2 separate regions of the Homo sapiens genome follow, and region 1 is linked to region 2. A link is a contact called in ENCODE Hi-C or POLR2A ChIA-PET data. All regions are on one chromosome and are shown on one strand. Each heading gives the region's core, a stretch centred on a gene start or an enhancer-like site at or near the end of the contact. The rest is flanking DNA. Distances are from core to core; before and after follow the strand shown. Region 1 has its middle 24 kb from the start of LINC02421. Region 2 holds the start of IFNG-AS1 (IFNG regulatory antisense RNA 1).

Evidence for each region. Hi-C counts contacts between places; a loop is a spot of excess contacts on that map. ChIA-PET counts read pairs that join two places held with the same protein, here RNA polymerase II (POLR2A). Pooled maps may share reads with other maps.
Region 1: a map of OCI-LY7 shows a loop between it and region 2 (2.7-fold over the local background). The contact joins the enhancer-like site here to the promoter of IFNG-AS1 in region 2. A Hi-C loop is called at or near these places in 1 of 168 maps with a recorded cell type or tissue (OCI-LY7) and 4 of 50 pooled maps. POLR2A ChIA-PET finds 5 or more read pairs at or near these places in 2 of 52 experiments (OCI-LY7 and activated CD4-positive, alpha-beta T cell).

The regions. Positions count from the first base shown.
Region 1 is chr12:67,749,688-67,756,401 of GRCh38, reverse strand. No RefSeq gene overlaps it. Among named protein-coding and RNA genes, the nearest start is that of LINC02421, 24 kb to the right of the region's middle. Within about 2 kb of position 1,266, at least 2 of the 41 ENCODE cell types and tissues checked have a DNase peak (open chromatin) inside an H3K27ac peak, as active enhancers do.
Region 2 is chr12:67,987,310-67,993,852 of GRCh38, reverse strand. IFNG-AS1 (IFNG regulatory antisense RNA 1) reads right to left here and starts at 4,406. Exons shown (of 4, transcript NR_104125.3): 1 at 4,274-4,406.

The DNA of each region.
Region 1 (6,714 bases), core at 17-2,516, 230 kb after region 2:
GTTCGTGTAAACTGTGATTTTCACTGCTTCTTCCCCAGCCCAAGAAATAATGCTTTTCTTTGAAGAACTGATGTTGCACTCTAAATGATACATTTGGCACTAGAATTCAGCGTTCTGTTTCTCTGTAGGATGATAATGGAAACTGGATATATGTCTAATTCTCAACTTACATAATTAGTAACTTTATACCATGCAAAATTAAAAAAGAAAAAAAATGTCCTGCTACAAGATAGCATCTCAGGAGGTAAAGCTGAAGTTGTTCTGTAGGTTTAAAATTATTTAGTATGAAGACTTCTTTAGCCCTGAGTTATTACTGCTTGCTTCTTCTGTTAACATTGCATTATTATTATTATTATTACTACTACTACTGATCACTGTGAAGAGGAAATATCACCATAGAAACTTGGAGGCTAGAGAGTGGGAGGGAGAAGGGGAATGGCTCCGATACAGAGACTCAAAACCACAGCTCTCTGCATCTCCTGAGAAGCCTTTCAGAAAGGTGTTTTCTTCAAAGAGAAGAATTTAGGATTAGGTTTTCTATCTCTAGTTTTCATGAGACCCCAGTGCATGACACAATTCACTCTTTGGTGAATAACCCCATGGAGGGCAGAGCAGACCAAATAAGAAAAGAAAAGAAATGAAGATTAGCTAGAAGACACTGCATCTGTAATGGGATAAATCAACCAGTCCCCTTTTCTTCTCCTTTTGGTTCTTCAGGTATGTAATTATTATTTCTTATCCACAGACTCAATATGCCTTTTTCCAGAACATGTAATCTTAAGTTGACTTAATAAAACTATACTTTTGATCTCAAATCTTCTTAAAAGTTGGGTTTCAGTTCACTAACCACTTCAGGGGATTCACAGAGGTCTATGCCACAGTCAGTCGTAATTAGGAACTGACTTGGGCAACAACTGGAATCAGGACCTTTTTTTAAAAAAAAAGTATTTCCCCTGAACAAAGAGAAGTTCCTCCTTTGGTGAAATGCATCTTTGTAGAACTAATGGCTAATTTCTTGTTTTCTTAAAGGGCGTTTTATCTCCTCCCTGGAATCTCGATCAGAGAAGTAGGGTTTCTTCCCCACCTCATTCTCCCCTCACCCCAGACACACACACACTTGCTTTCAAATTCTTTGCTGCTGAAGGTGTCCCTTTGGCACACACACAAGGAGAGAACAGCCTCTCCAAGCATATCTTTTAAAGTGAGAGGAGCAGGGTCGGCAACTGCAACCACAGCAAACAGTCTACATCAAGAGTGCACAGTCTTGCCTCATAGGTGAGAATTCAGGCCAATTCAAATATTTCCAAAACACCTCTCAGAGCCAAACGCTCAGCCCCGTGCACTTAGGCAGCAAACACTGCAGTCCTCAACTCGGGGATGCAGTCCTCCCTGTTCACGTTTGATTAGGTTCACCTAAGAATATTGACACTCCCGATTTCAAGTTACTACTAGATCTAGTCTCTGAGATTTGCAGAACTCCATACCATAGCTGTCATTGGATGAAGTCTGTACTAAACTCTTAATAATAATCATTAATGTTTAATAGAACCAAACAACGTACAAGTTGCTTTTACATCCACTGTATCTGGTGCATAGTAGGCACTGTGAAATGAGAAATGGATGAATGCAAAATGACGTGATTTTTAAGAGATTAAAATGACCTACCAATGCTGAGGAAAAGGGGGATGATGAGAAGTCTCCCTGGTGTTAGAGTGAGCTTCACTTTCCAGAAGAAATTTCCAAACATCTATAGTTATGACAGCGTTCCATCTAAATTTCCAAAACAGTTCCCACTTTGATTAATGTGCCTTCTTGTTGCCGTAAATACCCTTGTACTTGCCATATTGGGTACCTTGTATTCTTAGTTTATAGTCAGCATAATTCAGACTTGCTGTGATTTTTGCTGCACAACCAGGCCTCTTAAACATAAAAAGCAGTCCTAGGTCACTCTCAGTTTCTGGGCTGCAAGCATACTACACATATATATGTATGTGTGTATGTGTGTGTGTGTATTGTGTGTGTATGAAGAATGCCAAATCAAAGTTACAAAAGTTGTGAGATGATTTATACATCAGCATTAAACAATTGAATACCTTGAAGCCCTCCAAAATACAGTGTAATATGATTGTGCTATTCACGTGAAATTTGTATAATTCTGTGTGTGCGCACACACACACACACTCACCCTCTTTGGATGGTGTGGTTTGTTACTGGGTCACCAGTTTAATGATATATAAACATCTTTTGGTCTTGTCCTTGGATCCCCATAGTTCTGGCTGGCTAGAAGTTCATTTGGATATCATATTAAACACCTAAATGGGGGATGCTGTATTGATACTAAATGCCCTTCTGGCTGCCAGGTGAAAGGCCTTAGGGTGCATGCTAATAAACCAGCCCTGAAGATTAGTACAGGTTCCGAGTAAACTGTTCTGCCTAAGAGGAGACAGCACATTCCCAGAAACAGACTGGGAGCATTGTCTGAGCTCTGTCCTTTGCTGTCCTTGCTTTGAGCTCACAGTTTAGGAAGAGCTGGGAAAAGCCCTGTGGCCTGGAAACAATTTCATAGGCTGAATCATTTTTAAAACTAACTGGAGAGTTGTTAGAACCTCCATTATGGGCTCTCTTTTCCACAGTACCTTCAAAGGGAGCGATAGGTAAAGCACAAACAGAATCAGCTTTCAAAAGTTCCCTGGCTTCCCACCTGCTGCTGCTGCGGGCTTCCTGTGGGAAAAGGGAACCGCTGGCCTGTGGGAGAGGAATCAGCTATTTCTCAAAGCCACTGGGAGAGCACTTTTCAAAGGCAAAAGGAAATCTTCCCATGAAGCTGTTAGTTACCAAGCCCGCACTGAGCAAGACAGTGGTGGTGAGTTTTAGGGATGTTTTAAAGCATAGGAAGGGAGAGTTTTACTTCTATGTCTGTTAGCATTCATAATCTGTGTCCTCACAGGCCCTATTCCTGGGGCATCAGTACTTACAAGTGTTAGGATAAAAAGATTTTTGGTCAGGCACATTGGCTCACACCTGTAATCCGACACTTTGGGAGGCTGAGGCGGGTGGATCACCTGAGGTCAGGAGTTTGAGACCAGCCTGGCCAACATGATGAAACCCCACCTCTACTAAAAATACAAAAATTAGCCAGGTGTGGTGGTGCACACCTGTAATCCCAGCTACTCAGGAGGCTGAGGCAGGAAAATCGCTTGAACCTGGGAGGTAGAGGTTGCAGTGAGCCAAGATCATACCACTGCACTCCAGCCTGGGCAACAGAGCGAGACTCTGTCACCAAAAAAAAAAAAGATTTTCTACTAAATTAAGGAACAGAAATATAACATGGCACGCAACAGGTTAAAATAAGACTTAGGAACTCCTGTATGTTCCTTCTCTCCTACCACCCTCCATGAATGCAGGGATTGGTGCTGGCTTTATGAAATATCTTTCCTCTATTAGGATTGCCACCTCTCCCCTCTGACTCTGTCCTTATCGATAGCTGTCCAGGGTCTGGGTCACTTCATTTGGTATAGCCTTGGGTCAACTTATTTAATTACCCCATATTTATTTTAGTGATTAAACCATGGAGAGAGTGGAAAGCAAGGGATACTGAGAGTTTAAATATTGTTTCAGCTCCATAGAGGCAGACATCACTGAAAAGTCTGAAAATGTTATATTAGCCATGCAGTCAGTATCTGTGAGCTTTCTCTCATATGTCTACTCACAGCATTGAGGAGTACATAAAATTGCTAGGTAACTAACAATAATAACAGTTTTTATTGAGCACTCGTATGTGCAAGGGAAGGTGTTAAATGCTTTTTATACATTATTTAATTCAGTCAACTCCTGAGAGGCTCGCATTATTTCTTCCCCTTTTGCAGATGAAAAACTGAGGCTTAGAAAGGACAAGTGACTTGTCCAAGGTCACACAGGAGTGTGACTCAAGATTCAGACTCACACTGCTTAACTCTAAAGACAAAGATGAGAGAGAGGGAAATATGTGCTGAAATTCTTACGGCATTTGTCACCTATTCCAGTCATCTGAGACTTAACATAGTCTAAAATGTGTCAGTTATCATTTCAAGTTTTATAATCACATTAAGATTGCAAATTCCTTGAGGTCAAAGACCGAGTTTTCTACTTCTTTATATTCTTCAGAGTCCCTAACATAGCAATTTGTACAAAACAAGCAACTAATAAATATGTACGTTAATAAATCTAAAAGAGGGGAGTTAAATTATTATCGTGAGTTGAAGAAAAAAATGAGCCTACTAAGATAAAAGAGGATGAAGATGAGGATTTGTCTTCCCCATTTTCCAGGATATGGGTCATTTTAAAAAGACAAATTCTGGGTCTCTCTCAAGCTCCAAAGGAGGGAACTATCCCAGGTTAATTAACTTTCTGAAATAGCTACCTTGAAAAGGAGGAGGGCAGTGGAAGCCTCCAACAGCCTCCTGAATATGTCCATGGGAAATGATTCCAGCAAAGCTCCAATGTAAATCAAGCTCGGCTCCCCAAAGCCCCAGATTCATACAATTTCAGAGGCTCATCCCTTTAATCTTTCTGCTGTCTCTTGAGGGCTTATAACTTCCGCAGTGGCTGGAGGGCCGAAGGAGTCACAGAAGCTCAGCCCTGATGCAAAAGTAAGCAGAAAGAGACTGTGAGCCATCAGGAGTGAGCAAGATAAGCAGCAGTATCCTCTAAGCAAAAACCCCCAGGCAGACATGCCAAGGACCAAGGTCCCAGAAAGTTTATAGATTCCAACAGGGTTGGAAAGAGAAGCACCCTTACAGCACAGCCTCAAAGAAAGCCGAGCAAAAGGGCCATGCTGTTCTCATCACAAGAGGGCTGTGTTGTCTACAGTCTCCTTTTGAGAAGTGTGTCTCCCATATGTGCACACGCACTGCATGCACACAGCTGCCCTAACTGTACTCAACTCTCTCTTTTTTGTCTACATCAAAGTACGCAGCTGTGATTCTTTTAAACAACACTGGACTCTAGGTGACCATCATGCTTCCTGGGGGCAGCTGCACACAAGTCAGTATAAAGCGGAGAAAGTAACACCAGTAGGTTAAGGTGAGTAAAATCCCCCCTCTCTTTGGTCTTCTGATAATTCAGCAGTAACTGTCACCTAGGTTTTGGTATTTCTCCTTCATACGTACAAGTAGCATGTGTTACTCTTTAAGACAAAATTCTGGGGATGAGGGGAGAGATATTCTCTTTTCAACATTTGTCTGGTGCCATTTCTGTATATGATCTGTGACTAAAGCCCAGTCCTGTGGCTGGGTAAGTGTCCTAAGGCTGGGCCCTCAGGACACCACTTCCCTCCCAGACCTACATCCTAGCCAGCAGGGTCTCCGCCAGCAGTGCACATCTGTGAATGTGGCCCAGGGAGGAGAGGGTTGCCCTTCCAAATGCTGCCTTTGTGGACAGCTCGCCACTCCTCTTGGGTGATGCCAAAGCCTGCCACTGAGCTCAAGTTTCCCCCACTGCAATATGAAACACTGCCTTTAGGTGCCTGGTGCTGTGTCTGCTGTTTTGAAAATGAAAATATTTGCTTCTAACTCCATCTACCATCTGTTTGTAACCTTTACGCCTATCCATATGCCAGCTTGAAACTGCCACTGTAGCCTTTGGGTCTCCCTGGACTTTCACAACAGACTAGACACCATATCCTCTTAGAATGGTTTGGACAGCCAAGAGCCATTGTCATGAGCTGTTCACCACCACAAGCACAGTCTACTTTTTTAAAGGGCTGCAGTTGTGTGTCACTTCCAAGCTACCATGGGGAGGACCAAGAAAGAGAAACAAAGGATTAGAAAGTAAAATATGAGAACATAACAAACCTATGGAATTCACTACATCTTTCAGAACATTACTGGCTAGACTAAAAAAAAAATTGTGCATGCTATCAAAGAAAGTAAATGGAAAAAGTAATACCAAATTTGTTTGATATTTCAAGATAACAGTGACACAGCAAAAGAGGAAGACCCTATTTAAGAAGTGGTACAACCCATGGGAATTTAAAAACAGGTGAGGATATGTAATATTTGACAACACTATCTCCAAGAAGAAACAAGACTCTAAGCAATGCAATAATGATATTGTTTCGGATGTGAATAAAGTAGGTCTAGCCTAAATGCAGGTGTCACACGCAAATATTCACTTGTGGGTAGTAGGCATCTTAGCAATGAGAACAATAGGAGATGTTTAGTTCTGGCATAGATAGAGGTCCCTGGTTGCCAAGCTAGTTGTTCATGATCATTACTTATTATTTCTTGCTTACCAAGAAAATTATCAAAATATGAGTTTGCTCTGTGATTTAGTCAGGGTTTGCCAGAGAGACAGAACCAATAGGATATGTATATATATAGAAAGAGGGGAAAATGAACTTATTAGGGGAATTAGTTCACTTGATTATGGAGGCTGAGAAGTCCCATGATAGGCTGTCAGCGAGCTGGAGAATGAAGGAAGCCAGCAGTGTGCTCAGTCCAAGTCTGAAGACCTTAGAACCAAGGAAGACAATGGTGTAAATCTCAGTTCAAGGCGAAAGGTCCAAGAGCCCAAGGGTCCACTGGTGTGAGTGCTGGGGTCCAAAGATGGGAGAATCTGGGGTCTAACCTCCATGGGCAGGAGAATATGGGCATCCTGGCTCTGGAAGAGAGAGTAAGAAGTCATCCTTCCCCTCCCATTTTGTTCCATCTAGGCCCTCAGCCAACTGGAGAGTGC
Region 2 (6,543 bases), core at 3,157-5,656:
AACCTATGTTCAACTCAGAAAGAGTTTGCAAAAAGAAAAATAAAAGGAAAGTCAAAAGAAAAGTAACTGAATATATTAAATTTCTTTATCAAGCCTCCATACTATAAGACTATGTCTTCTTAGAACTTTGTTACATTATCTTTTTTATTAATAAGTGCCTTTTGTTCTAATCATTTTAGGTCATAAAAATAATATATGTTCATGGTAGAACTATTGGAAAATCAGAAATATATTTTTAAGTGTTTAATAATTCATGATCTCTTCACTGGAAGATATTCATTGTTAGCATTTTGGTATATTTCTTTTATCTAGATAGATTGATGAGAAATAGATTGAAAGATAGAGATGGAACTGTTTTTGATATGCACATATACATATAGTTTATTTCCACTGCCTGAGCTTTATCTCATGAACATTTTTCAGATCACTTAAGATTCCTCAATGACCTTTTATAAATGGTTTAAGATGTGTATTTTATAACTATATAGTGTTCTATTTAATGATCTGACAGAGTTAGATATTTTGATGCTTTCACTGAGATGAATGCCAGATTGCTCTTCTAAATCCTGTCCGAGTGAAAGAAGAAAGTACATCATGAACTGCGTAAAAAACAGAGGGTGATTTTCTAAAGAAACAGAGGAACTTTCATCTGCCCAATGAAATTCAGAAATTAAAAAATAAAGAAAAAGAAATTCTTTTCTGTAAAAAGCCCCAGAACCTTGATGCTTATCAGAGATTTATCAAAGTGATTCGAGCCTAATGGGGACCTGTTTGTGTCTGAAATCCCTCAGCACTGCACAAGGACAGGAAAGTGACAAGAGGACATATTTCTCAGATTTTCGGCTACTTCATTTTCTTAAGTCAAGCTGCAAATATCACAAATATAATTTTGCATGCAGTATTTTGGCTGTTCATGGTGGTTATCAACTGGTGGGAGGACCAAAGGGAAAGAAAATGGGATACGAAATCAAGGGATGTTTTCTGAACCTTAAAGTTGGCACAGTGATATTATCTCTACTTTTGCAAACAATTTACCTTTCATTGTTACTGTGCAAAGTCAACACTTGCTTTGAGATATATTTACTCAAAGAAAAACAGTGTCTAATTTGGTAACCAAAATACCATAAACTGAAAGGAATTAGATTAGTCCTAAAAGGAACTAGACTGGGCTATGCAGCAAGAGAAATAGAGATTTTACTTCAGTATTCTGTACAATGGAGCATAAAAGGCTTTTATAGCATGTAAACATACATTAAAATAGTATACCTATCAAATTGAAAAGGATTAAAATGTTGCACGTGGGCAAGGATGTAGAGAATTGGAAGCTGTCACTGTTAGAAAAGGACAGAGCAGTTATATAATACCTTCCAAAACTAACAGTATATGTGTCCTCCAATGGCTCCTAGGTAAGCTTTGACCTATGTGGAGGAAACACGTGAGAGGGCTATGTTGCAACATTATTCGAGATAGAAAGATCTTTTAAACAACCCAAGATTCCACTAACAAGAAAATAGATTGATAAATTTTGGAATAATGATTCAGTGGAATACTATGTAGCAGTGAAAATAATGTGTATCAACATGGATAAACCTCAACAATTTAATGGTGAATTACCAAAGCCAGATATTAAAAGAAATGCAAAGTATGATACCATTCATATAACATCTAGGGACACAAAACAATACTCAATATTATTTGTAGGTGTCTATGGAGCATAAATACAGAAACATCACGGGAAGATAAACATCAAATTCAAAATGTGTTTACTCCTGGATACAGAGACAGAGAGAAAGAGAAAGAGAGAGAGAGGAAGAGAATTGGCTTGAAAGGTAGTACATAATTAGAGTCAACTTTAACCTTTCTTTCCTTGTGAAAAATCTGAAATAACTATGAGAAAATAACTAAGAGCAATAACATGTAACAAAGCTGGATGACAAGCATATGGACACTTATTATTTCATTCTAGATAATTTTCTCTATCCTTGAGCTATTTCATTTAAAACAAACTTTTCAAGGTCACAGAGCTAAGAGATGGCAGAATTTGTTTGGTTTTGTATTAGGAAGTCTTGTTTTTTGAACCTGTTTAAGAGACTTCCAGCTATTTAAAAGAGAGGAGTCATGTGAGGGCATAGTTGCAGTACGAAGTACTGACTGAGACCTCCCTGGTGCGGAGAAGCCAAAGAGCCTTGGCAAAAGTTCTGGGTTTAACATGGCCCATCTTGCGGGCTTTCCTTTGAAGATGCTTTGCCCATTGGATCAGCAGTCTTAGCTACTAAAACTTTCCCACAAGTGATCTTATTATCCTCATTCATTAAGGTGGCAAGAAACAAGATTTTCTCTAGCACTCACATGTGCATCGGGGGTCTGTCTGGATCTAGCCACAGTCGAGCATCCCCTGGTCTCCTGAGTGTGCCCTGTGAACTGCTCCCCCTCATCTCTACCTTCTTAGGTTCTGCCCATTTTCTAGAGCCAGCCACACCTCTCAACCCCACGGGGGCTTTCCCAGATGCTCCAACCCTATGCAGTCACTTCCTTTTCAGAACCATTATAGCAGCTCATCTGCCACTTAGCATGTGCCGTCTTTTATTTCAGATCTTCTTAAAACCTAATAATCAATACACTTTAAAGCTAGGAGCAGTTTTACAGAACACATAATCCAATTTCCTCTTTTTGCTAATGAGAAAATGGAAACCTAGAGATACTTGGTAAATAATAGGACCAAGTCTAGACTCCATCCCTCCTTTGCCATTATCTGGTATCATTTTACTGTGATATGTGTGTGTCCCGAGAGGATGTCAGGTTCTTTCTGGACAGCAACTTGTTTGAAACTATAGCATGTTCATATTGGATCTTTAATAGCCATATGCACATGGTGACATGGTGCTTCACCAAACCACATAGGGCAGGTGGAAGATAAATAATTTCTTGTGTAGAACAGAGTTTAAAGTTAAAAAAAAATTATTTATGTAGCGGTGGCTCATGCCTGTAATCCCAGCACTTTGAGAGGCCGAGGCGGGCGGATCACGAGGTCAGGAGTTTGAGACCAGCTTGGCCAACATAGGGAAACCCCATCTCTACTAAAAATACAAAAAATTAGCTGGGCATGGTGACAGGCACCTGTAATCCCAGCCATTGGGAGGCTGAGGCAGGAGAATCACTTGAAGTCAGGAGGCGGAGGTTGCAGTGAGCTGAGATCGCGCCACTGCACTCCAGCCCGGTCGACAGTGCGAGACTCCATCTCAAAAAAAAAAAAAGTATTAATGTATTTCAAACCCTTAGGTGTATAAAGTTTCCTTTAAAAAAGGATTAGAAAGCTTCTATTGGTCATATAAGATGTTCAGATGTTTCTATTTTTGTTACTACAAGCAAAACAAAGCTAATCGCTCTTAACTTTGTTCCCTTAATTCACTGCCAAAGGTGAGCTCAGAGAGGATTTATATGGACCAGTTCTGACCATTGTAGGTTAAAGACATTTCTTTGAATTTCAGCTGAGAAACATTCTCCCATGCAGCCCTTTTACCAGTTAAGTTGAATAAGCTTGACTTTGTAGATATTGTTTTTAGTTTCATTTCAGAAAAAAAGAACATTAAGAAGTCAATTTAATAAGCAAAATTATTTACGTGATTTAACTTAATTTGGCAATATGGCTGGGAAAATACAGAACAAAACAAAAGCAAATGTAAGAATACATACTTGGAACTGAACCAGTAGTGTTAGCAGTAATTATGCAATTAGTAGTTTTAATTACAATTAAAAAATCACCCTAAATTATCCAAGACCTATGATATGTGACATGGCACTCACCACCTTGAACAACTTCTCTGAATTCATTTTAAAACTGAGTACGGCGCCCATGGCATTTTCTTCCCAACTCATCCACCTGTGACCATGTTAAGAAGAAATTCCCTAGAATAGTTCAATCAAAGCTTACTGTGAACACTCTCACAACTTAATCAATGTTCTACATGTTCATTTCAAGGTTATTCTGAGATCTCAGGAAGGGTTTGTGAGCTTCCTGAAATAGAAGAAGTCTCAGAGGAATTCATCCCCCTGAGCTCAGTGGAGACATTCCAGCCATGCGGGTCTCCTTCCTCCTCTCCACCCCAGCCTTCCTCCTTCTTCTTCCTCCCTCACAGCAGAGATATGACAAACACCACCCACTTACAGTTGGTTCTCCTAATTCCACCCACAGGAGCTAAAAACCTAAAGAAAACACATTTATTTGTTTAAAAATGTAATTTACAAACAGCATTTTCATGAAAAATGTTCTCACCCTCGTTGTGCTAGTTCGTTGTATCTTTTTCTTCCAGGCTTATTCCTTCCCAAATGACTACAGTTTTTGCTGGCATTTCTCTGAAGGTATACTTGAGATCTCTTTAAGAGTCAGAAAAGCTACCTGAAATTGCAGGCAGCTTCCTGTTGGGCTCACGTTTTGCAGAATCCACGCTTGGTGTGCAGAAGGTGGGCAAGGTGTTTGAAAAAACAGGAAGCACCTGTGAATGTGTGAATTTATTTCTGGAAGCAGAAGGCTCCCTCTGAGATGGCTCTAGATGCTTCCTGCTGTTCCACCTATGAGCATTTTGCAAGGCCTTTCAGTACTTTGGGGCTATGAACAGGCTTCCGAATGGCAGGATTATTTGGAAAATCTGGGACACGGTGGGAATTCTGTTTTTTTAATGCAACTTTTCTGTTTTTTTCATGCAACTTTTTTCATGCAACTTTCTTTTTGGGGGATATTGGTTGATATGCGTGGAAATGAAGGTAGACTTTTAATTGCAATGGGGAAGTTAAAACCAAATGAGAATTAGAGATGTATGTAGCTTTATAAGTGATTTTGCTTTCATAAGATCATGTTTGTACTCATTGATTCCTTTACTCAGTAAACAGTATTGAGTGCAAGGCACTGAGATACTCCCTAGGAATCCACCGGAGACAAAACAGTGGTTGTGTGAAGTTTCAGTCCCCTGTTTCAGTCCCAAAATCACCTACAAGAAAGTGTTGTATTTCAAATTTGCATTTTTATATTTGCATGTGTCTGTATGATTTAGTGATGTGTTTAATTGAAATGCTACTGAAATAAGTCTCCTCCTCTGTATGAGGTACTCTAAACTACTGTTGGTGGCTGGCTATTCCAGCTTGGGCAGCCCCTGCCTGCCTTTTCAGGTCATGCATTTGGTGACATTAGTGGCTAATTAGGTTAATCCTGTTCCTTGACTGGAGAGACCACAGCTAATTGCTATCCTGTAAATACACTCTTGGCTGTAGATAAACTGGACTGCAACATGTGTCTGGATTCTTGAAGACCTATTACCAGTCTTTGAGGAAAAAGTGTCAACAGCTTCTGTTCTACAGTTTTCAGTAGCTTTATTTTCATATCTGAGCAAAATCTGGCACAGAGTAAAGAATACAGCTCCCTCCCTCTTTTATATGTGTGTGGCCTCAACAGGTCACGTTGCAGCCAGTTTGAAAATCTCCAAGTAAACAGTGCTGATTTGTTGGTAGACTACGCTGGAGAAAATGCAGAGGGGCTGGGGAGAAAGAAACCTGGGTCTAAAGTTTAGCTCTGCCACTTACTAGCTATGTGAACTTGGGCAAGTCATTTAGCATTTCTCCAAGACCACCTTTTTTTCATGTGAATGGAAATAATTCTCATACTTACCCAAGCAAGTATCATGAGGACAAATTATATAAAGTTTATAGAACATTATATAATATACATCCCCAGGTTCTAGAGATGGATTAGGGTTTGAGCCAAGAGGCATGGGTTTGATCTTGGAAAGGTCATCCTGGCCCTCTGTGCCCAAGACACCTCTAGCATAAAGATTGAACATGTCCTGTATTGGGCTCCTACGGATTTACTGAGCACCCATATATGGTAGTCACTGAGCCAGAGACTATTGACACAGATAGAAGTGTCGGGTTCCTGTCCTCAACACAAATGAGGTTCCTCTATTTTATATCCGTTATTGGAAAAGGAGAGGGAAGATTTTCTAAGGTTAGAATGAAATCCTAAAGTAATTAACTGACTGCCAATCATTGTTAAAGGGCACTTTCCATATTGTGTTATCAAGAGCACTGGCAGGCACGGGCAGACCAAGGCCTTGACTGGCTCTTCCACTTCTTAGATGGGTGACTTGGGGCAAGATACTTCGTTTTGTTAAATCTCAGTGTTTTTTGCAAAATGTGGGCAATAGGAGCACGTTCCTCACTTGGTTCTTGAGAAAATTAATTGAATTAATAGGAGAGAAAGAGAAAGAGGGAAAGAGAGAGAGAGAGAGAGAGAGATTTTCTGTCTCCAACATATGCAAATTCTATTTGCATATGTTGATACATTAGTCTGTTTTCCCACTGCTATAAACACCCAAGACTGGGTAATTTAAAAGGAAAGAGGTTTAATTGACTCACAGTTCCACATGGCTGGGGAGGACTCAGTAAATCTACAATCATGGTGGAAGGAGAAGGGGAAGCAAGCACCTTCTTCACAAGGCAGCAGGAAAGAGAGAGAGAGAGTGAAGGGGGAAGAGTCCCTTATAAAACCATTAG